Regions from separate parts of the Homo sapiens genome. Here region 1 is linked to region 2. A link is a loop called in an ENCODE intact Hi-C map of the cell type or tissue named here. Cell type or tissue: B cell. All regions are shown on one strand. Each heading gives the region's core, and the rest is flanking DNA. Links, peaks and the distances in the headings are about the cores only.

Region 1 (10,340 bases), core at 1,130-9,129, 60 kb before region 2:
GCACTAGCTGGGATTTGCGATTCATGGATCACATCCTAAGCATCTCTGTGGAGAGCGACTCTGTGCACAGCTTCGTGCTTGGACCCTCTGTAGTGGACAGCAAGCAAAAGTACAAAAGAGAAGGGGGTTAGAGTTTCCAAACGCGTTGAAGAAAGCACGCGTTTAAGCTTTACAGGTGTTTCTAAACAAGTTTATTTACCACGTGGGACAAAGCTTGATATTCACAAATACTGTCTGAGTCTTGTCAAGCAGCCCAGAAAAACCTAATCAGCTATCTTCTGAGGAAACTGAGGAAGTACACTTTGTAGTTAGTGTTTATGTAATAACTTGAGTTTTCAGCAACCTGTCGGAATGAAGCCTTGGTCTAGCCAACTAACGTTAGAATCCTGCTCCACAAGAGAAAGGTTTTGCTTGTTTCATTCTCTGCTATCTCCCAGTACTGACAACAGTGGCTGGCATGCAGTAAGTGTCCTTGTTGAGGACACTTGGATGCTTGTTGAGTAGATGAATAAGTGATAGTTGATGCTGCTGCTATAATATTTGTTTAGCTTTAAAAAACCCCACTTCATCGAGGAATGACTGACATGTCAAAAGCTGTACAAATTTACATCTCAATATACCAGAAACCCATCACCACCAAGGCCAAAAACATATCCCACTCCCCCTGCCAAAGCTCTCTCCTGCCATTTTTCTAGTATTATCATTTTGTTTTGGTGGTAAGAATACTTCACCTAAGATCTGCCCTCTTAGCAAATTTTAAGTATACATTTTTAAGTTTTAATTTTTTAAAAGAAATTGTAAGTCTGTTTGTTTAACTTTATTTGATAAGTGTAAATTCACATGGATAAGTGTAAATTCACATGGAGTTATAATAATAAATACTATGGTGAAATTCTGTGTGTCCTTCACCCAGTTTTCCCTAATGGTAACATCTTGGATAACTGTGGGGCTGCTATACTATTACTTCTGGAAGCACAGACTGGGAGAAGGGAACTTTCCCCAAAGGTAAGGCCTTTTAAAATACAATGTTAGCTGGGTGCAGTGGCTCATGCCTATAATCCCAGCACTTTGAGAGGCAGAGACAGGAGGATTGCTTGAGGCCAGGAGTTCAAGACCTGCCTGGGCAACATAGAGAGATCCCATCTCTACACACACAAAAAAATGAGCCAGGCTTCCATCTATAGTCCCTGCTACTCAGGAGGCCGAGGCAGGAGGATTGCTCAAGCACAGAAGTTCGAGGCTGTCGTGAGCTAAGAAGGTGTCACTGTACTCCAGCCTGGGTAACAGAGTGAGACCCTGTCTCTTAAAAAAAAAGTAAATGAAATGAGCTTTTATTCCTTACATTCTTGATAAACTTGCTTTCACTTTCAAAAAGATAAATATAATTTTAATTTTGTCTCACTGATGTGGCAAGAGTGTGTTCAGTAGCTCAGGTCTGAAGTCACATCGCCTGGGCTGGGGGAAATCCAGCCTGCGCCATTTATCCACCCTGGACATCTGGCTGTTGGATGCACCTCTTCTTGTAAGAAATTTCTCTTTTCTAAATTCCTTGTGGTCATTGTTACAGATAACTCACACTGAGAGGAATGTGGGCAATGTAAGAAGCCAGGAGGCCTCAGAGCAGGCTTAGAGGACCTGGGAGTGGCAGTGTCTTGGTGATGCTATACTTCAGTTTAGACCCAACCAATCCTTGGTCTTCCTTCCCAAACACACCCAGAATGGGTTCATCTCTCAGTGGTGGGCACCAGTATCCAAACTTTTTCTGAGCTATAAAAATCAGAAACCTGGTGTGTTAATTTATAAGTGGGAATTATCTCTCATTCAGACCAAAATTATGACCCTTCTTCATCTCAATTTTCTGATCTGTGAAATGGAGGTAATTACATATTTACCTCCAGAGTTGGTAAATATAATGTGCAATGTCTGGTAAAAGAAGGGCATTAATAAATTAACTCCATCTCCCTCACTGTTTCAAGTTTAGGGGTTTCTGTCTCTTGGATTAAACTGCAAATTTGTTCATGGCAGGAACCATGACATGCATGTAGGAAGCCCTAATGGATTAAGCTCCTCTTGGAGCACAGAATAAAGGACCACTGAGAAAAAACACAGTATCGTGCATCCATGTGCCTGTCAATCTTAGCCGATAGTGAATCCTTCATCTGCATTCCTCTCCATGCTATAAACTTAGATTTTCCCCACAATGATAGTTACAGAGAGTGATTTCATGCTTAATTAAAGGAACAAATAGTGCAAGGTATTTTTTTTAATGTATATGTCTTGTGGTTGAATCTGATTAAAATTCTTTTGGCTTCTGGACAACAACCTGTCTTAGGTATTTTAATTTAGCATTTTGGTCACAGTCCTGTTGTTAATATCTGAATCAACAGTGCTTTTATTACAAGGGACTAGGGCACTAAGATCTAAGTAAAAGGTAACAAGTGAACAAGAAATATTCTGCTGGTGTTCTTGGAGTAACAGCACTCACCGTCTCCAGCGACTTTCACGATGAGAAATGGGTGCCACAATATGAATTTAAAGCTGTGAAAGAAGCGAGCTGGGAACTGAACCGTTTCAAGGTATTTGTTTTAGTTCCTTTCCAAATGATCTCACCCTGGAACTGGGAGGCTGTGCAAGTGTCAGGAGGTAAATCTTCATCTCTGACTGAAGTGTGATTAATCAACTAAGGAAAGTGTGACCAGGCTGTGTGCTGCTGTGTGCCATGGTGTGGCTAGCTGTGCTCTGGCAGAGGCTTCAGTGAGCTGTGTCCACGCAAAAGATAGAAGGCGCTTTCAGCAAAGCGGACACGAGGCCACCCATGCATTGTGTTTACTGCAAGGTTTTCTAAAGCCTTCCCTCTGCATCCTCACGCCTGGCAAGAAGGCAGGGAAATTATGAAAGGGAAGCTCAGATACAGTCACGACAAGCCCCAGTTCAGCAAAGTAGTGACCAGTGGAGCCGAGACTGGAAGCTGAGACTCCAACAGAAAGATGGTTCTGTGGTGAGGACGGTGGCTTGGGGAGGATGACTTCACGTCTGTGACACTGACAAGCATAGGGAAAAGAAAAACCATCCTCCCACCCCCAAGCTACACCAGTTGAGGTACAGACAAATTTCAAACAAAATCCCACTCTGTTCTCCTTTCCCAGTAGATAAAGAATGGGCTTCTAAAAACTGACCTTCAGCGGGGCGCGGTGGCTCACGCCTGTAATCCCAACATGTTGGGAGGCCGAGGCAGGCGGATCACGAGGTCAGGAGATCGAGACCATCCTGGCTAACATGGTGAAACCCCGCCTGTACTAAAAATACAAAAAATTAGCCAGCCGTGGTGGCCGGCGCCTGTAGTCCCAGCTACTCGGGAGGCTGAGGCAGGAGAATGGCGTGAACCTGGGAGGCGGAGCTTGCAGTGAGCCGAGATCGCGCCACCGCACTCCAGCCTGGGCGACGGAGCGAGACTCCGTCTCAAAAAAAAAAAAAAAAAAAAAAAAAAAAAAAAAAAAAGAACTTAGTGAGGATGAGGGAAAGAACCTTTGTCTTTGCTCTCCAAATAGGACAACTCTATGTGCGACCACCAGGGGGCGCGCTGGGGCAGCCTCGGGAGGCTAGGAAGTATCAGTGTCTGGCCTGCCAAAGCCTTTCTTCCTCCCTCCCTCCCTCCCTTCCTGCCTCCCTCCCTCCATTCCTGCCTCCCTCCCTTCCTTCCTTCCTTCCTTCCTTTTTTCCTTCCTTACTTCTCTCTTTTTTCCTTCCTTCTTTTTCTCTCTCATTTCTTTCTTTTATCTTTCTTTGTTCTCTTCCCCTTTTTCTTTTGCCAACTTTAAAAGTCTTTTTATTATGTTAAATTTCAAACATGCAAAAAGAGATAACATAGTATAGCAAAGCACCACTTGGCTACGCTTTTGAGCTGTGTTCCCTCCGTTTCCTTCCATTTAAGCTGGCACTTCCTGGTCCACATACACCTCCCGTCCAGGCTTTTGTTTCCAGTGCAGTAGGGAGATCCTGCCAGGTTTTCTTGGGGAGAGGAGGCCAGGCTGTGAGTGGCCTCGTGAGACAGACATGAGAGGGGAAAATGCGGCCCAGGAGAGCTTTGAGGGACTGGGGGACACAGCGGAGGTCCCTGCAGCGGCGCCAGGGCAGCTCTCCAGGACTCTACCGTCCTCCTAAGGCCTGGTCAAGCGGGGATTCGAGTGGCCTTCTGCTCGCAAACTTGGCGTTTCAGGTAGCAACTCTCATCTTCGGCTGGGAATATGTTTGGCTTTAAGTGGTCAGGAAGGAGAAGGTAAGAAATGCCTGTCTCCCTTTCCCATCCTCAAGATCAGGCGTGAAGACGATCCTGTCTCCCTTTCCCATCCTCAAGATCAGGCGTGAAGACGATCCGCCGGACCCTGATTGAAGCGGGGAGGGATAATGCCTTGCGAGGGGACAAAGGCGGGCAGAACCAGAGAGACCTGCGGAGGCACAGTCGGGGCAGCCCCGTGGCAGGGAGCCGAGCAGCAGCGGCGATTGCCACGTGGAGGAGGTAGACTTCCTGGCAACCGGTCGGTGAGCCCCGCGCGACCTTCAGCAAGAGCGCACGCCTCTCCTTCCTCCCAGCGCTGAAACTGAATGGTCGAAAGGCACTGCGTGGCGACGGCGGAATGGATTATTGTGTCTGAGGTCCCGTCCCGTCCAGAAAGCCTGCAGCATCACTGTTAGGTGTTCAGGAAAATAACGGAATCTTCCCCACCTTCAAATCCCACATGCTATCGTATCCTCCCCAGCAACTCCACTTGCCCCCTGTGACACTGCCCCTGTACCTCCAGCAAAAGCTGCCCTGGGCTCGTCCTTGTTCCCACGTGGCTTCGTCTGTCGGAGCATCCATTCCTATTGGCCCCTTCCCCAGCTCTGCGTCGAAAGGTGTTGCGTGCATCCCGGTGCCTCTGCACCTGGACCCTGTGGGATCGAGGCTGCGCCCAGGTGCGTTCCTGGTGTAAGGCTGCCAACCCCTGATCCGCGAAGGAAGCGCTCATATGCGCAGTGGGAGTAGGCGCAGTTCTTTTGGAACTGTTTTTCACAAACATTAAGAAAAAAGTCAGGTACACACTACACACAGGTACATCTACATTTTAATTATCAGATTTTGAATTATATATATATATATGCATTTACATATATATGTACATCTGATAGAATTTGCTTTCTCTCTGCTGGTTCTATTTCAGCCAAATGGTGGGAAATTTGTTGGGCTCTTTCTCCATAGTCTTTAATATTGCTGCAGGTAAAACCAATTGGTTTTGTGATATTGGATTTTTAATCCCTGCTCCAGAAGAACATATTGGTTCAAAAATGTCAAATCTAAGAAATGAAGTCAATTTTGGCAGACGGGGAAGCTAGGAACAGCCCTTTGCTGTGGGAACAGCTTGACTCTGTCATTACCTGCAACCTTGTCACCTGTCTTTTTGATACAAACTCTCAAACAGATGGTATATTTCAATTTCAATAACTTTATTGGCGATGAAAAAATATGCAAGAGCTGCCAAAAGTAATACATCAAGTAGCTGTGTTTAGAAACAGGTGTCGTGCCACGTGTCTTAACTTCAAAGAAAAGTGAGCTGAAAGGAACCAGATTTTTTATTCCTCGACTTGAACAAGATTCTTGGGGAGAAATTTTCAAGTAGAACACAACTGGGAAGTCTTTTAATGAGGCAAATCTTCATTGCCTATTCTTCTTAGTAATGGCTAACATTTCTCGTGTGCTGATAGCATGCCAGGCTAAGCCCCTTACATAGCTCAGTGGTCAGGAAGCTCGGCCCCTGCGTCTTCGGCATCCGCATCGCCTAGGAACTTGAGAAAGGAAAATTCTCAGGGCCACTCCAGACCCACTGAATTAGAAACCCTGGGACGCCAGGGGGCGCAAACTGCATTTTAATAAGTCATCCAGGGTAAACGTTCTCAGTTGTAGGAACTACTGACATGGTTTCTCTCAATTAACCCTCACATTGACTCCTCTTTACAGATGAAGAACTGGATGCACAGTTATTTACCTAGAAAGTATAGTAGTAGGGCCCTGCATTAGAATCAGACAGTCTGACTCCAGGGCCCATGCCTTAACCCCTAGGCTATGCAGAGAGAGGCCACTCAGATAATGATGTAACTAGCAGTTCCTATCAGACTTTTATATCAGGAATGAGTCAGCATTGGGAGCCACAGGAAGGATGTCTTTCAGCAGGAAAGGTAAGATGTGAAGGCCGTGGGTGCAGGGCGTGTGTGTGGGACTGTCACAGGGCTACGGGTGTCTTGGCAGGCACTCAGGACACAGGATGCCCTTGGGCCTGTAGGACCGTGTGTGCATCTGATGCGGGAGCTTTTGCAGATGCTTCTCAAGCAAATGTGGATGAGATCTATTTGTCTCCTCAAATGTAAAATCTGCTGGCTGTCAAGAGTGTAGGATTTAACGCCAGATCCATGGGAGATGCAGGGTGGCTGTGAGGATTCAGACACTGTCTCATCTCTTTGTTCAATCCTTGGTGCTTCCCCACCCTTCTAAAGTCAAGACTCGTATAGAAAATGTTATTTGTAGGGCACACTAGAGAGACCGACCGCAGGCCTGTGCTGCTGCTGGCAGGGCTAAGAGGTTACTGCCTCAGACACCCCAGCAACCCATTCATAGCTCCAGAGCCTTGCATACCAGCTGGTGGCTGGGAGACTCTAATCTTAGAGTCCAGCTTGAAGATTTCAGGCCTTTACATATCCCCAATCTAATGATGACTGAAATGTTGCTCTGACCAAAGAAACAGTGATAGGTAGTATTAGAATAAGACTTTAAATATACAAAGTGCATCTAAAATGTGCTTTTACTTCTTTCTCACAGCCACTGGGATGATACGTGACTATTCCCATTTACAGATGAGGAAACTCAATCAATGCAATGAGATGATTTGCTTAAGCAGATACAAATGGAAGAATGGAAAATCGAGTCATATCTTCTCTTTTACTCTTTGACTCTTCCCTCCTTCCCTCTGTCCTGGGCAAGCCCCATGTTAGTGGTACCCACTCAGTGTACGTGAGGGTTTCATAGTGTGGACAAATTTATTTCTACAGATTCAGATAGATTATGGCTCAGACTGACTGCCTATGCTTGCTCTGGTTATGAGAAAGAACAACTGATTATTTAAGAACTTCTGAAAAGTCCAAAATAACCCACAGGATGGCCATAAAATACTCATTTTTTAAGTATCTTTGTGCTACCACCTTTCTTTAGAGCAGGGGTTCTTAAATCCTGGGACCACAGACCAGTACCTTTCCCTGGCCTGTTAGGAACCAGGCCACACAGGAGGAGGTGAGTGGAGGGCGAGCGAAGCTTCATCTGTATTTACAGTTGCTCCGCGTCGCTCACATTACCACCTGAGCACCGCCTCTGGCCAGATCAGCAGCATTATTCGATTCTCATAGGAGTGGAACCCTATTGTGAATTGTGCACGTGAGGGATCTAGGTTGCGCACTCCTTATGTGAATCTAATGCCCGATGATCTAATGCCTGATGATCTGCTGAGATGGAACAGTTTCATCCCAAAACCATCCGCTCCTGGTCCTGTGGAAAAATTGCCTCCCAACAAACGGATCCCTGGTGCCAAAAGGTGGGGGACCACTGCTTTAGAGGAGGCCAAAGCGTATAATTCACTTAGGGTCACCAGCTTCCAAATTAATCCTCGAGAATGTTGTTTGTGCATTTTACTATTAAAAGCCAACTTATTCACTTCCTTTCTTAACTAATTTAGAGGTGTTACATCTAAGGTAGGATTTTAAAAGTCCCCAAACCATGTAGGAAGATTTTGCTAGAGGCACAAAGCATATGGCACTTGTTTAAAAATGGAGCTTTATATTTTAACAGAATCTGAGACAATTAGCACTTTTTCAAGATGCTAAAAAATAATACCTGCCAATTTGTGTTTCTCCAGGTAGAGCATGTGACATCTCAAGTAGCCTATACCCAGGGGCTCCCGGGACAGGTGCGGCTTACACAGGAGAAAAACCCAGTACTGACACATCAGATTTCACAGGGCTGCTTTATAAAACCTGTTTCCTTCTCCAAAATTACATCTGCAGGGCCCTCTACTACATTTTCACCTGACTTTCTCAAAAACTAATTTTAAACTTATTTGCGCATTTTTTTCTGACATTTTATGCCCTAATTCTAAACAAACAAACAAAATCCCTAAGCCTGGTAAAAAATATACTTTTTCATTTGTAATGTAAAGAAAACAGACACAGCTTACTTACTCTAGTAAAATTATTTTTGATATTTGAATTTTTTCTTTTTTTTTTTTTGAGACGGAATCTCGCTCTTGTCACCCAGGCTGGAGTGCAGTAGTGTGATCTCGGCTCACTGCAACCTTCACCTCCCAGGTTCAAGCTATTCTGCTGCTTCAGCCTCATGAGTAGCTGGGATTACAGGAGCCTGCCACCACGCCCGGCTAATTTTTGTCCTGTTAGTAGGGATGGGGTTTCACCATGTTGGCCAGGCTGGTCTCGAACTCCTTACCTCAGGGGATCCGCCTGGCTCAGCCTCCCAAAGTGCTGAGATTACAGGCGGGAGCCACTGCACCTGGCCGATATTTGAATGTTTTTAACAGCTTCATTGAGATCTAGTTTATGTATCATGACATTTGCCCACTGCACGTGGACAATTAAATGATTTTTAGCCAATTTAAAATGTTGCACAACTATCACCACAATCTGCTTTGAGGACATTTTCATCACCTCCAAAAAGATCCTTCATGTCTGTTTGTGGTCAGCTGATTGTACTTTTTATAATTGCTCCAATTTATTTTTGAAAAAAGTGTTCTTAATGTAACCCAAGAACTTGACAATTCCGGTTTTTTTTTTGTTTGTTTGTTTTTTTGGGGACAGAGTCTAGCTCTGTTGCCTAGGCTCAAGTGCAGTGGCGAGATGTAGGCTCACTGCAACCTCCACCTCGCGGGTTCAAGCGATTCTTGTGCCTTAGCCTCCTGAGTAGCTGGGATTACAGGTGCCCGCCACCAAGCCTGGCTACTTTTTGTATTTTTAGTAGAGACTGGGTTTCACCATGTTGGCCAGGCTGGTCTTCAACTCCTGATCTCAGGTGATCCGCCTGCCTTGGCCTCCCAAATTGCTGGGATTGAAGGAGTGAGCCACAGCCTCACCTCCAGCCATAACTTGATAAGTCTAATTGACAGCCGGGTAACTCTAGCAGCACCTCTGCCCTTCCTACCCAGGCCCATGACATGTGGAGGAGCAAGGTTAGAACAACATTTAAATCACTGAGCCCTTGTGCCCTGTCCCATGTTAATATCCATGATCTGAATTAGGAAGTATTAGTGGGGCAGGAGGTGGGACAAGCTAAACTTATTTGCCCATGTAAAGCCACCAAAGTACCAACCAAGATAAAGGCATGATGAACCAATGAGATACAGGAGGAAAGAGGCCCTCCGTAATAAAGTCCTAGTCAAGGCTCGGACTCAGAAGATCGAAATTATAGTCCTGGTTCTGCCTTATAGCCTGGGAAAAATTCCCAACTGTTCAGTTTCTTCTTTTGTAAAATGATATGAGGGTACCTACCTCACAGGGTTGTTGTGAAGATTCAATACGTAGAAAAGCACGCTGCATATCACAAAACACTAGACAGGGGTAGGGAAGGGTCTTGTGCTTTTTGTGGTGGTTGTTTTTGGGGTGGGGGTGGGGAGGACAAAGTCTCGCTCTGTCACCCAGGCTGGAATGCAGTGGTGTGATCTCGGCTCACCGCCACCTCTGCCTCTCAAGTTCAAGGGATTCTTGTGTCTCAGCCTTCTGAGTAGCTGGGACTACAGGCGCACATCACCACGGCCAGCTAATTTTTGTATTTTTAGTAGAGACGGGGTTCCTGCCATGTTGGCCAGGCTGGTCTCGAACTCCTGACCTCAAGTGATCCATCTGCCTCAGCCTCCCAAAGTGCTGGGATTACAGGCATGAGCCACCATGCCCAGCCTGGGAAGGGTCTTTATTGGGACAGTTGGTAAGTTCTGTCCCAAGCACACAGCATGCCAGCTTTTGGGGGCTGTCTGAACCAACTGTAGATATGTGGGTCCCCTGGGGTGGAGTCCTGAGTTCTTCCTGAATGTTTTGCTTCATAATAAAGTCAACTTTAAATGTTTTAAATGTATGGTGTTTAATGCTTTGTACAACTTTTCATGGTCTCATTATCTGAGCTGTTTTACTCCCATGAGGTCACACAGCATTGCATAGTGAGGCTGAAGCTTGTCACCTGGGTTATCCTTTTGAAATTTCTCCAAGCTGGACTTTTGCCATTCTTCCCTAACAGCAGGTTAGAGCTCTCCAGCTGGCAGAAA
Region 2 (10,340 bases), core at 1,322-9,321:
CGTCTCATCCCACATGCCTGGGTTCTGGAGTCAACACTGGGCTAGTGATGGGGAAATTGTTTTCACCAGGAAATCAGGATGAGCAGCTGAAGTCTTCGAGGAAACGCAGTGAAAACAGGAAGCAGCTTCTGTCAGAGGCCAGCTCCTGGCCGAGGAGCCAGGGTGGATGCTTTTCTGTGGGGGTGACCACAGTGCAGAATCCCTGGGGTTTCTATGGAGACACCTCTGTGGATTTCTCTGTCTCACTCACCTGTGGCAGAGCTCAGGACACCAGCTTTGAAGTAGGCAGAGGCTCCTCATAAAGGGAGGGGAGTTGGTGGCCCCATCTTCCCTCTGAGTCATGACAAAACCTACCCTGGGCTCTGTCAAAACAGGATTCCTAACAAGGTGCCCCTTGCTAGGAGAGGGAGTAAAATAGAGGCAAGCCCTACATTTTGCCAGTGGAATTTTCCAGAAGTGGCATTGTAAAGCAGATTATCCTGAAGCTCATTTTCTTTTCCATGGCAATAACACTATTAATGTCGTGATTCTGACCTGAGAACCTCAGAGAAGCCGTGGATATGGCTGGCTTGGCCAACAGGCTGCCTGCTCAACAGGAGTCTCTCTTCCTGCTGCCAACAGAGCTCAGCTTTGGTCCGGACACACCCGGACATCCAGGCAGGTGGGCAGGCCCCAGTTCTGGCCATTGTGATGTAAGGGGAGCCAGCCGGGGTGCTCTTCGGAAGGATTTTTGCTCCTGTATGAAGCACAATAGTGTAGGAGGGGGCCCAGCCATTTGGCACCTAGGAAGCCACACAAGGCTGAAAACCAGCGGCAGCTGCACTGCGGAGCCGGCAGCCCTGAATCGAGAGCCTTTGCTTCCCTTTGTTGACCAGGCATCTTTATTGCTAAAGCCACCATTCACTCAGTTTTCTCTTCCTTGAAGCCCAACTTAACAGGCAGGCCAACACCCAGCTGTAAAAGCAGACAGCCCTTTCTCTGGCCTCGGTGAGTGCTGCTCTAGTTAGTGATGCCACGGATGAAAGGATCCTGAAGGGGCCTCTGCGCTGTCCAGCCCAACACCCTCCTTCAACATGGAAGGAAGCTGAGTTCAGGGAGGCAGAATGCCTTGCCCAGCAGAAGAACCAGGAATAAGAACTACACTTCCAAGATTTGGAGAGCTGGGAGGACCTACACCCAATCCTGCAGCCGGCCGCATTGGTCTTGTGCTTTAGCCAACCCCACCAGAGCCCGTAGGGACAAGGCAGCCTCTAGGGGCCCCTCCTCTGGCTGCCTCATGCCTGCCTGCCATCCGGCCCCTCCAGTCCTGGAGGGACTGTAATGAGTTAACTGTCTCCAGGGTGGTGGGAACCACTTGGGTTACTGCATATATTTCGGAAGATGCAAATTCAAAGCTCAGGAGAAAAGGACTAATTTTTCCTATGGCAGAATTTCAGAACGCTTGTTTAGAATCCCTCCCCCACACTCCTAAAGCACACTTCGTCGGGCCCTGCTATTCTGTCCCCCATACATCAAGGGGTGGCTTCTCAAGCTAGGACGTTTTCTGCTTGGACTTAGAGAAGATGGGACCCATTTCATGCTTTTCCAGCACAGACTTGCAGCTGTTTCACCACTTGGAGGAGCTCAAGAGACTCAGCAACCTGGGTTCTCTTCCCACTTTGGTCACTCAAAGCGGAAGCAATGCTCCAAACTGCTGGCCATCAGCCCAGTTGTTCTCATGAGTCATCTCATTTACTTCCACAATAGTACCTTAGCGTATAAAGGGTTAATCTTATTAAAAAGACAACAACTAAAAAACAACAACCGAGTAAACAAACCTCTGACAGAAGAATCAACTCCCCCAAATCCACATGCACTGGCTAAAACGGGGGTTTCCACAACATCCCTGGGTCACTGACTTCTCTTGTCTGGGTCCAGGCAATGATTACTTCTATTGGACTGTAACACCTTCCACCGAGAGGGAAACCACAATGATAAGCCCAGTACTGTTGACAGTCTTTTATTTTTATTATGTACAAAATAATAATTCCATGTGTGACTAGAATCTCTAAAACTCTCGAGAAGGATGAGAAGCAATGCATGAGAGGAAAAGCATACACCAAATCTCCAACTTAAAACAGAGTGCTCCCTGGCCAGGCTCGGTGGCTCACACCTGTCATCCCAGCACTTTGGGAGGTTGAGGTGGGTGGATCACCTGAGGTCAGGAGTTCGAGACCAGCCTGGCCAACATGGTGAAACCCCGTCTCTACTAAAAATACAAAAATTATCCAGGCATGATGGTGCGTGCCTGTAATCCCAGCTACTCAGTAGGCTGAGGCAGGAGAATCGCTAGAACCCGGGAGGTGGTGGTTGCAGTTAGCTGAGATGGTGCCATTGCACTCCAGCCTGGGTGTTGCAGTGAGACTCTCTCAAAAAAAAAAAAAAAAAAAAAAAGAGTGCTCGCGGATGCTGTGTTCATTTCCCAGGGCCTCTGTAACACGTCCCACAAACTGGATGTCTTAAAACAACGGGAATGGAGTCTCTGACAGTTCTGGAGGCTAAAAGTTTGAAATCAAGGTGTGAGCAGGGTTGGTTCCTTCTAGAGGCAATGAGAGAAAATCTGTTCTAGGCCCCTCTCTCAGCCTCTGCAATTGGACCAATCCCGTGCTGGAAAAGCATGAAATGGGTCCCAACTTCTCTAAGTCCTAGCAGAAGACATCCTAGCTTGAGAAGCCACCCCTTGATGTGTGGGGGACAGTCCCAGTTGCTGCAATTCTTGGGGTTCCTTGACTTGTAGATGCATCAGCACAACCTCTGCTTCCATCCTCATGTGGCCTCCTCTCTTTCTGTCTGTGGGTCTCTCTGCCCATCAGTCATTGATTATGTCCACCCTAATCCCACGTAACCCCATCTTAACTTCATTACATCAGTAAAGATCTTATTTCCCAATAAGTTCACATTCACAGGTACTGGACGTTAGGACTTTGACATATCTTTTTGGGGCCCCCAATTCAACCAACAACATATGGGGCTGTGTTTTTACATATATGTGTCTATATGTATAGACATATATATGTGATACATACTTATAATCACCTTTTTAGATAAATGCTAGAATATGTATAGGTGAAACGATATAATGAAACATATGAGATTTGCTCCAAAATAATATAAAGTAGAGCCACTGTGTGAGTTTAGATGTAACAAGATTGGCCTTTAGCTGATAACTGTTGAAGCTGCCGGGTGGGCCCATGGGTACGTGGGGTTCATCAGATGTGTTTTGGTTACCTGTGGTTGTGCAACGTATCACATTTAAGATGTTGAGGCTTAAATCTACTGCTGTCATCTTATTATTCTCTCTCAAGCTCCTAGGGATTTAACAAACACTGCTAGGTGGTTCTTGCTTTGATGTTTTTGTTATGGACTAAATGTTTGTGTCCCCCCACCCAAATTCTTATGTTAAAACACCACTCCCCAGTGCGATGGGATTAGGGGTGGGCCTTTGGCGGGCGATAAGGATGAGAGTCCGGAGAGAGCTTGCTGCCTGCCGCTGGCTGATACCTGAGGACCCAAGGAGGAGTCAGCAGCCTGCAGCCGGGCAGAGGCCCTCACCAGACCCCGGCCATGCTGGCATTCTGACCTCCTACTGCCCAGCCTTCAGATCTGTGAGACATAAGTTTCTGTTGTTTACAAGCTGCCCAGTCTGCGGTGATTTGTTTTAGCAGCCTGAAGGGACTAAGACCATCTCTCGTGTAGTTACAGTCGGCTGCGCTGGAATCAGCTCAGGGCTCACTCAGGCACATGTCTGGCACCTGGGCTGGGGAGACTCCCACATCAAAGGCTCCCTGGGCTCCTGTGTGTGTGATTCTCCAGTGTGACAGCTCTTTCAGACTCCTCACATGGTGGCCCTAGGCTCCCAAGGTGTATGTCCCTGTGCTGCCCTCTCTCACCTGTGTCAGAGTCTCCAGCAGGATTTCTGTCACATTCTTTGGCCAAGGTAGTCACAAGGTCCATTCGGCTATAAGGGGAGAGGGACATAGACTCCACTGCTTGATGAGAGATGTGTCAAAGGACTCACGAACACATTTTGAAACAACCATGTACTATGCACTCTACATTTGCCTATGTTTAAAATGCTTCCGTAATGATATACACCCACGTACAATTTATAAAATACTATTTAGGAACTCTCTTTACTTCCTTACATTAATTTCAAATTAAAGTAATATAAAAGTTCTGCATACAGTTTGGAGGCAAAAGAAAGGAAGCAGGGAAGGGAGGAAAGAGGGAAGGAAGGAGAGAAGGAGGAAGGAAGGAGGGAGAGAGAGTAGCGAAGGAAAGAAGGAAGGGAGGGAGGGAGAGAGGGAAGGAAGGAAAGAAAGGAAAGAAATAAAGAAATAAAGAGAAAGAAAGAAAGAAAGAAAGAAAAGAAAAGAAAGAGAGAAAGAGAGTCTAGAAAAGAATTCCTTTCCAGTGTTATGCAGAAAATAAACACTGATGTCAAGAATCTGGGGAAACCCGAGTGCTATTTTATTAGACTTTGTAGCCTGTAATTTCAGTTATCCTTTTATATCATCTTTCAGGTCTACGGTCTGTAAATGTCTGCCGACATATATATGCAGTTCCCATAGGAGAAACAATAAAGATTTTGGGATTTTTTAGCCAGGCAGAGGGAGATAATGGGGAAAGCAGAGTGATGTACAGGGAGGGGTGGGGGCTCTGCCATCCAAGGATCATCTCAGTGCTTCTCTGGGGGCCAGGAGGGGCAGAAGAAAAAGCGTGGTGGTGATCCCATCGCACTGCCCACCAGGTATTTCCTGCGTGTTTCCCAGTCACGCAGCAAACTTGCCCTCTCCCTCCCCTTGAGGATGGGTGTGGCAAATGGTTTGTGTGCCCAGTGAACTGTGAAGTGTGTGCTTCTGGGCGTATGTTTACAAGCCAGCACAGCGTAAGTCACTCTCTTCCTTCTCCTCTCCTGGCACTTAAGAGGTGGCACCTCCCCTGGTCTGGGTCCCTCGCGTATTCCTATGTGAAGGTGACAGCAGAGAAAAGAGCCCCTGCCAATCCATGGTGCACATAGAGCATGAGCTATAGACAGCCCCTTGTCACTCTATGGGCTGTTTCCGCAGCATCACCTTGCCCCTCCCGATGGATGCAGCAGGCGCGGACTTGGGGTTTGGGCCAAAGCTCTGCCAATAACTGGCCATGGAGGTTTGCCTTCACTGACTGAGCTATGCATATTAATGCTTCCAACAAGCTACAGAAAATATTTATGAGGCTTCTCTGCAGGACATATGAAGGAGCAGCTAGCACTGGCCAGGCACAGAGTGGGTACTCAGTGGAACTTACTCTCTGCCCAACCCATCGCCCTGACAGCCTCAGTTTCCTCATCATTAAGATGAGAGCATGCGGTTGGAGTGGATGGCCTCTGTCTTGGTCCATTTGAGGTGTGATAGCAAAGTACCATAAACTGGGCAGCTTATAAACAGCAGAAATCTGTTTCTCACAGCTCTGGAGGTTGGAAGTCCAAGATCAGGAAGTCAGCAATAGTCAAATTCTGGTCAGGGTTCTCTTTGGGGCTGCAGGCAGCCACCTTCTCACTGTATCCTCACATGGCAGAAAGAGCTCTCCAGGGGCCTCTTTTATGAAGGCATTAATTCCATTTTTGAGGGCCCCATCCTTGTGACCTGTTCCCCTCCCACTGGCCCTGCCTTGTAACACCGTCACACTGGGGCTTAGGTTTCAACATGTGAATCTGTGAACTCAGGGGCACCAACTTGCAGCCCTCCACAGTGCCTAGGAGCCCTTCCTGCTCTCGCTCAGTGGTGGAGTCACAGCTGGAGAGCCGGAAGCTGGGGCATCCACCCTTGCTTTGACAAGGATGGATTATTTGGAGGAGGACACTGAGTGCCCAACTGTGCCTTCCTCCTTCTTGGAAGAGAAGCAGGATCATTCCTCTGCCCTCAGAGTCATTTATTATGTTTGTAAAATACTTGGCAGTCCTTTGCAAATAAATAAGTGCTCGGAGTTATTGGGTGTCCCCCTGAGGCTTCGTGGATAAGCACCAGGAAGATGACCAGCAGACCTCGAGGAAAGCCACAGGTGTGTGTGTTTTTGGCTTCTAATCAGCCATTCCCTACATTGGCTGCATATTTTTCACTTGCTTATGTGATCAGATGCACTTGGCTGACCGCATTTCCTCCTCAGCAAAACCATTTTAACACTTAATAAGCCTTAGGGTGGAGCACAGCTGCTGTTAAGTTGTGGGCAGTGCTGGCAATATTAACCCTCCCTTCTCCCCTCAACATCATCCTAATGTTTTCTTCTCCATGAAGTTCTGTTTGGCACACAAATATTTGTAGACTCCCCCAACCCTCAGGAAAATCCTCCCCCTTCCCCTGGCACCTGGTTCCTTCAAACAACAAAAAATTACTGAGCACCTACTCTGTGTGGGGCTTGGCAGGCTGGGCTGGATTCAGCATGGGGCCTGATCCCATGGCGTCTAAGGGAGATGGGCTTTTCCATCAATCAGCTGAATGATGGAGAGGGAGAGGCTGGTAGGAGCTGTGAAAGTGAGAGATCTATGGTACAGAGACCATGCCTGGTGGGGGAGTGTTGGGGAGGCCCCCCTAACACTTGCGTGTTCCCCAGGCATGTGCTGCCACTTGCCAGCTCCCACTCTGGGGATCTTACACGCTCCCACCTCCGTGCTGAAATTCCCAGATCTTTACCTCTAACCCCTGCCTGGAGTTACTGGCTTGTTTTTCCAACTGCCAGTGACACAACTTACTATTATCCCTTGTAATCATAAAATCAAACATATCTAGCACCTACTCCATGCCTGTTTTACACGCATGTACACAATCCTTATTATTCCTGTTTTACCCAGGAGGACTCTGAAGTGCAGAGGTGTTAAATACTTGCCTGAGGTCACATGGCTAAGAAGTGGCAGAACCTGCATTTGAACTCTGACACTGAGTCTAAGCTCTGCACTAGCCTTTATCTCATTGCCACCTGGCTGGCTCTTGGCACCTCATGTTAAAATATCTAAAAATTGGCTAATCTTCCTCCTTCCCTCCCAGCCCCCATCCACCATGGTGTGAGAGAGCTGTTCCTCCTTCTGGCTGTCTTTTTCTGTAAACTGCATCTCACCTGCCAAGGTGCTCAGGCTGAGCACCTCGAGTCACCTTGGACTCCCCCCTCTGCCTCTTCCATCCTATCTAACCAGTTGCTAAGTCCTGTGGCCATTTCCCTGCAAAGTCTTCAAGATCACGATAGCAGCTCTTAAATGATCCAGTTTCAGCCTTGCCTTTTCCCAACTGATCTTGCAAAAGACATACATGCAACGTTCACCTTCCTAGATTCCAGGTCAGTTGGGTTCCTCCGTTGATCAAACCCTGGTGACTTCCTAATGACAATCATAATTCCTAAGTCCAACATTCCCCCTAAGAATTCTCTTTTGGGTTGCACATATCTCCACTGGAAATTACCGTGGTCACCTGAAACTCAATGTGTCCCAAACTGTACCACACCTTCTGTTGCAAAGACTTCCCCACCCCATCTATTCACCCTTTCTTCCTTTACTGTGGAACCACAGTCTTAGCTGAGCATAAGCCATTTCCCATTTCCCCTGCAGCTATGCATGGCCGTGTGACCAAGTTCTAGGCAAAAGGATGTGAGCTACTCGTGGGTGATAACTTTCAAGGGGAGAGGCGTATTATTCTTCTGTTTCACTTGGGCCACGTGTACCTGGTGGTGAGCTGTGCTGGACCAGTAGATAGTGGAACAAGGTAGTTGATATGGTTTGGCTGTGTCCCCACGCAAATTTCCACTTGAGTTGTATCACCTAGTACTCCCATATGTTGTGGGAAGGACCCAGGGGGAGATAATTGAATCATGGGGGCCAGTCTTTTCCATGATATTCTTGTGATAGTGAATACGTCTCATGAAATCTGATGAGTTTATCAGGGGTTTCTGCTTTTGCTTCTTCCTCTTTTTCTCTTGCCACCACCATGTACAAAGTGCCTTTCACCTCCTGCTATGATTCTGAGGCCTCCCCAGCCATGTGGAACTGTAGGTCCAATTAAACCTCTTTTTCTTCCCAGTCTCAGGTATGTCTGTATCAGCAGTGTGAAAACGGACTAATACATTAAATTGGTACCAATAGAGTGGGGTATTGCTGAAAAGATACCCAAAAATGTGGAAATGACTTTGGACCTGGGTAACAGGCAAAGGTTGGAACAGTTTGGAGGGCTCAGAAGAAGACAGAAAAATATAGGAAAGTTTGGAACTTCCTAGAGACTTGTTGAATGGCTTTGGCAAAAATACTGATAATGATATTGACAATGAAATCCAGGTTGAGGTGGTCTGAGATGGAGATGAGGAACTTGTTGGGAACTGGAGCAAAGGTGACTCTTGTTATGTTTTAGCAAAGATACTGGCAGCATTTTGCCCCTGCCCTAGAGATTTATGGAACTTTGAACTTGAGAGAGATGATTTAGGATATCTGGTGGAAGAAATTTCTAAGCAGCAAAGCATTCAAGAGGTGACTTGGGTACTGCTAAAGGCATTCAGTTTTATAAGGGAAGCAGGGCAAAAAAGTTTGGAAAATTTGCAGCCTGACTATGTGATAGAAAAGAAAAACCCATTTTCTGGGGAGAAATTCAAGCTGGCTGCAGAAATTTGCATAAGTAGCAAGTCCTAATGTTAATCCCCAAGACCCTGGGGAAAATGTCTCCAGGCCACGTCCGAGACCTTCACAGCAGACCCTCCCATCACAGGTCCAGAGGCCCAGGAGGAAAAAGTGGTTTCATAGGCTGGGCCCAAGTTCCCTGTGCTGTGTACAGCCTAGGGACTTGATGCCCTGTGTCCCAGCCACTTGGGCCATGGCTGAAGGGGGCCAATGTACAGCTTGGGCTGTGGCTTCAGAGGGTAGAATCCCTAAGCCTTGGCAGCTTCCACATGGTGCTGAGCCTGCAGGTGCACAGAAGTCAAGAATTGAGGTTTGGGAACTTCCACCTAGATTTCAGAAAATGTATGGAAACGTCTGGATGCTCAGGTAAAAGTTTGCTGCAGGAGCAGGGCCTTCATGGAGAACCTCTGCTAGGGTAGCACACAAGGGAAATGTGGGGTTGGAGCCCCCACACAGAGTCCCTACTGGAGCACTGCCTAGTGGAGCTGTGAGAAGAGGGCCACCATTCTCCAGACCCCAGAATGGTAGATCCACTGACACCTTTTACCACGCGCCTGGAGAAGCTGCAGACACTCAACAAAAGCCCATGAAAGCAGCTGGGAGAGGGGCTCCACCTTGCAAAGCCACAGGGGCAGAGCTGCCCAAGACCATGGGAACCCAACTCTTACATTAGTGTGATCTGGATGTGAGACCTGGAGTCAAATGAGATCATTTTGGAGCTTTAAAATTTGACTGCTGGCCCGGTGCAGTGGCTCATGCCTGTAATTCCAGCACTCTGGGAGGCTGAAGCAGGCAGATCCTGAGGTCAGGAGATCGAGACCATCCTGGCCAACACAGTGAAACCCCGTCTCTACTAAAAAATACAAAAAATTAGCCGGGCGTAGTGGCAGGTGCCTGTAGTCCCAGCTACTTGGGAGGCTGAGGCAGGAGAATGGCATGAACCTGGGAGGTGGAGTTTGCAGTGAGCCAAGATCGTGCCACTGCATGCCAGCACTCCAGCCTGGGCAACAGAGTGAGACTCCATCTCAAAAAAAAAAAAAAAATTTGACTGCCCTGTTGGATTTCGGACTTGCATGGGTCCTGTAACCCCTTTGTTTTGGCCAATTTCTCCCATTTGGAACAGCTGTATTTACCCAATACCTGTACCCCCATTGTATCTAGGAAGTAACTAGCTTGCTTTTGATTTTACAGGCTCATAGGCAGAAGGGACTTGCCTTGTCTCAGATGAGACTTTGGACTGTGGACTTTTGGGATAATGCTGAAATGAATTAAGACTTTGGGGGACTGTTAGGAAGGCATGATTGATTTTGAAATGTGAGGACATGAGATTTGGAGGGGCCAGGGGTGGATTAATATGATTTGACTGTGTCCCTACCCAAATCTCAATTTGAATTGTATCTCCCAGAATTCCCACATGTTGTGGGAGGGATCCAGGAGATAATTAAGTCATGGGGGCTGGTCTTTCCCATGCTATTCTCATGATAGTGAATAAGTCTTGCGAAATCTGATGCGTTTTTCAAGGGTTTCCACTTTTGCTTCTTCCTCATTCTCTCTTGCCGCTGCCATGTAAGAAGTGTCTTTCGCCTCCTGCCATGATTCTGAGGCCTCCCCAGCCATGTGGAACTGTAAATCCAATTAAACCTCTTTTTCTTCCCAGTCTCAGGTATGT

The links. Hi-C counts contacts between places; a loop is a spot of excess contacts. Peaks named below come from ENCODE experiments on the same cell type or tissue, not always from the same donor. Only the 100,000 strongest peaks of a DNase experiment are listed, where the experiment ranks them.
Region 1: a loop joins it to region 2, with 3 times the contacts of the local background. A loop is called at or near these places in 11 of 110 quality-filtered maps.

What each region holds. Positions count from the first base shown.
Region 1 is chr2:105,231,361-105,241,700 of GRCh38, reverse strand. No RefSeq gene overlaps it. Among named protein-coding and RNA genes, the nearest start is that of GPR45, 5.2 kb to the left of the region's middle. In B cell, for the core only: CTCF peaks have their summits at 3,369, 3,574 (motif pointing right), 5,679, 5,878 (motif pointing right) and 1 weaker place; DNase peaks (open chromatin) are centred at 3,580, 4,550 and 5,890.
Region 2 is chr2:105,171,220-105,181,559 of GRCh38, reverse strand. No RefSeq gene overlaps it. Among named protein-coding and RNA genes, the nearest start is that of LINC01918, 32 kb to the right of the region's middle. RefSeq lists an enhancer at 3,111-3,610. In B cell, for the core only: no CTCF peak of the experiment used is centred there; DNase peaks (open chromatin) are centred at 4,869 and 6,169; H3K4me3 peaks cover 2,107 bases; H3K27ac peaks cover 2,399 bases.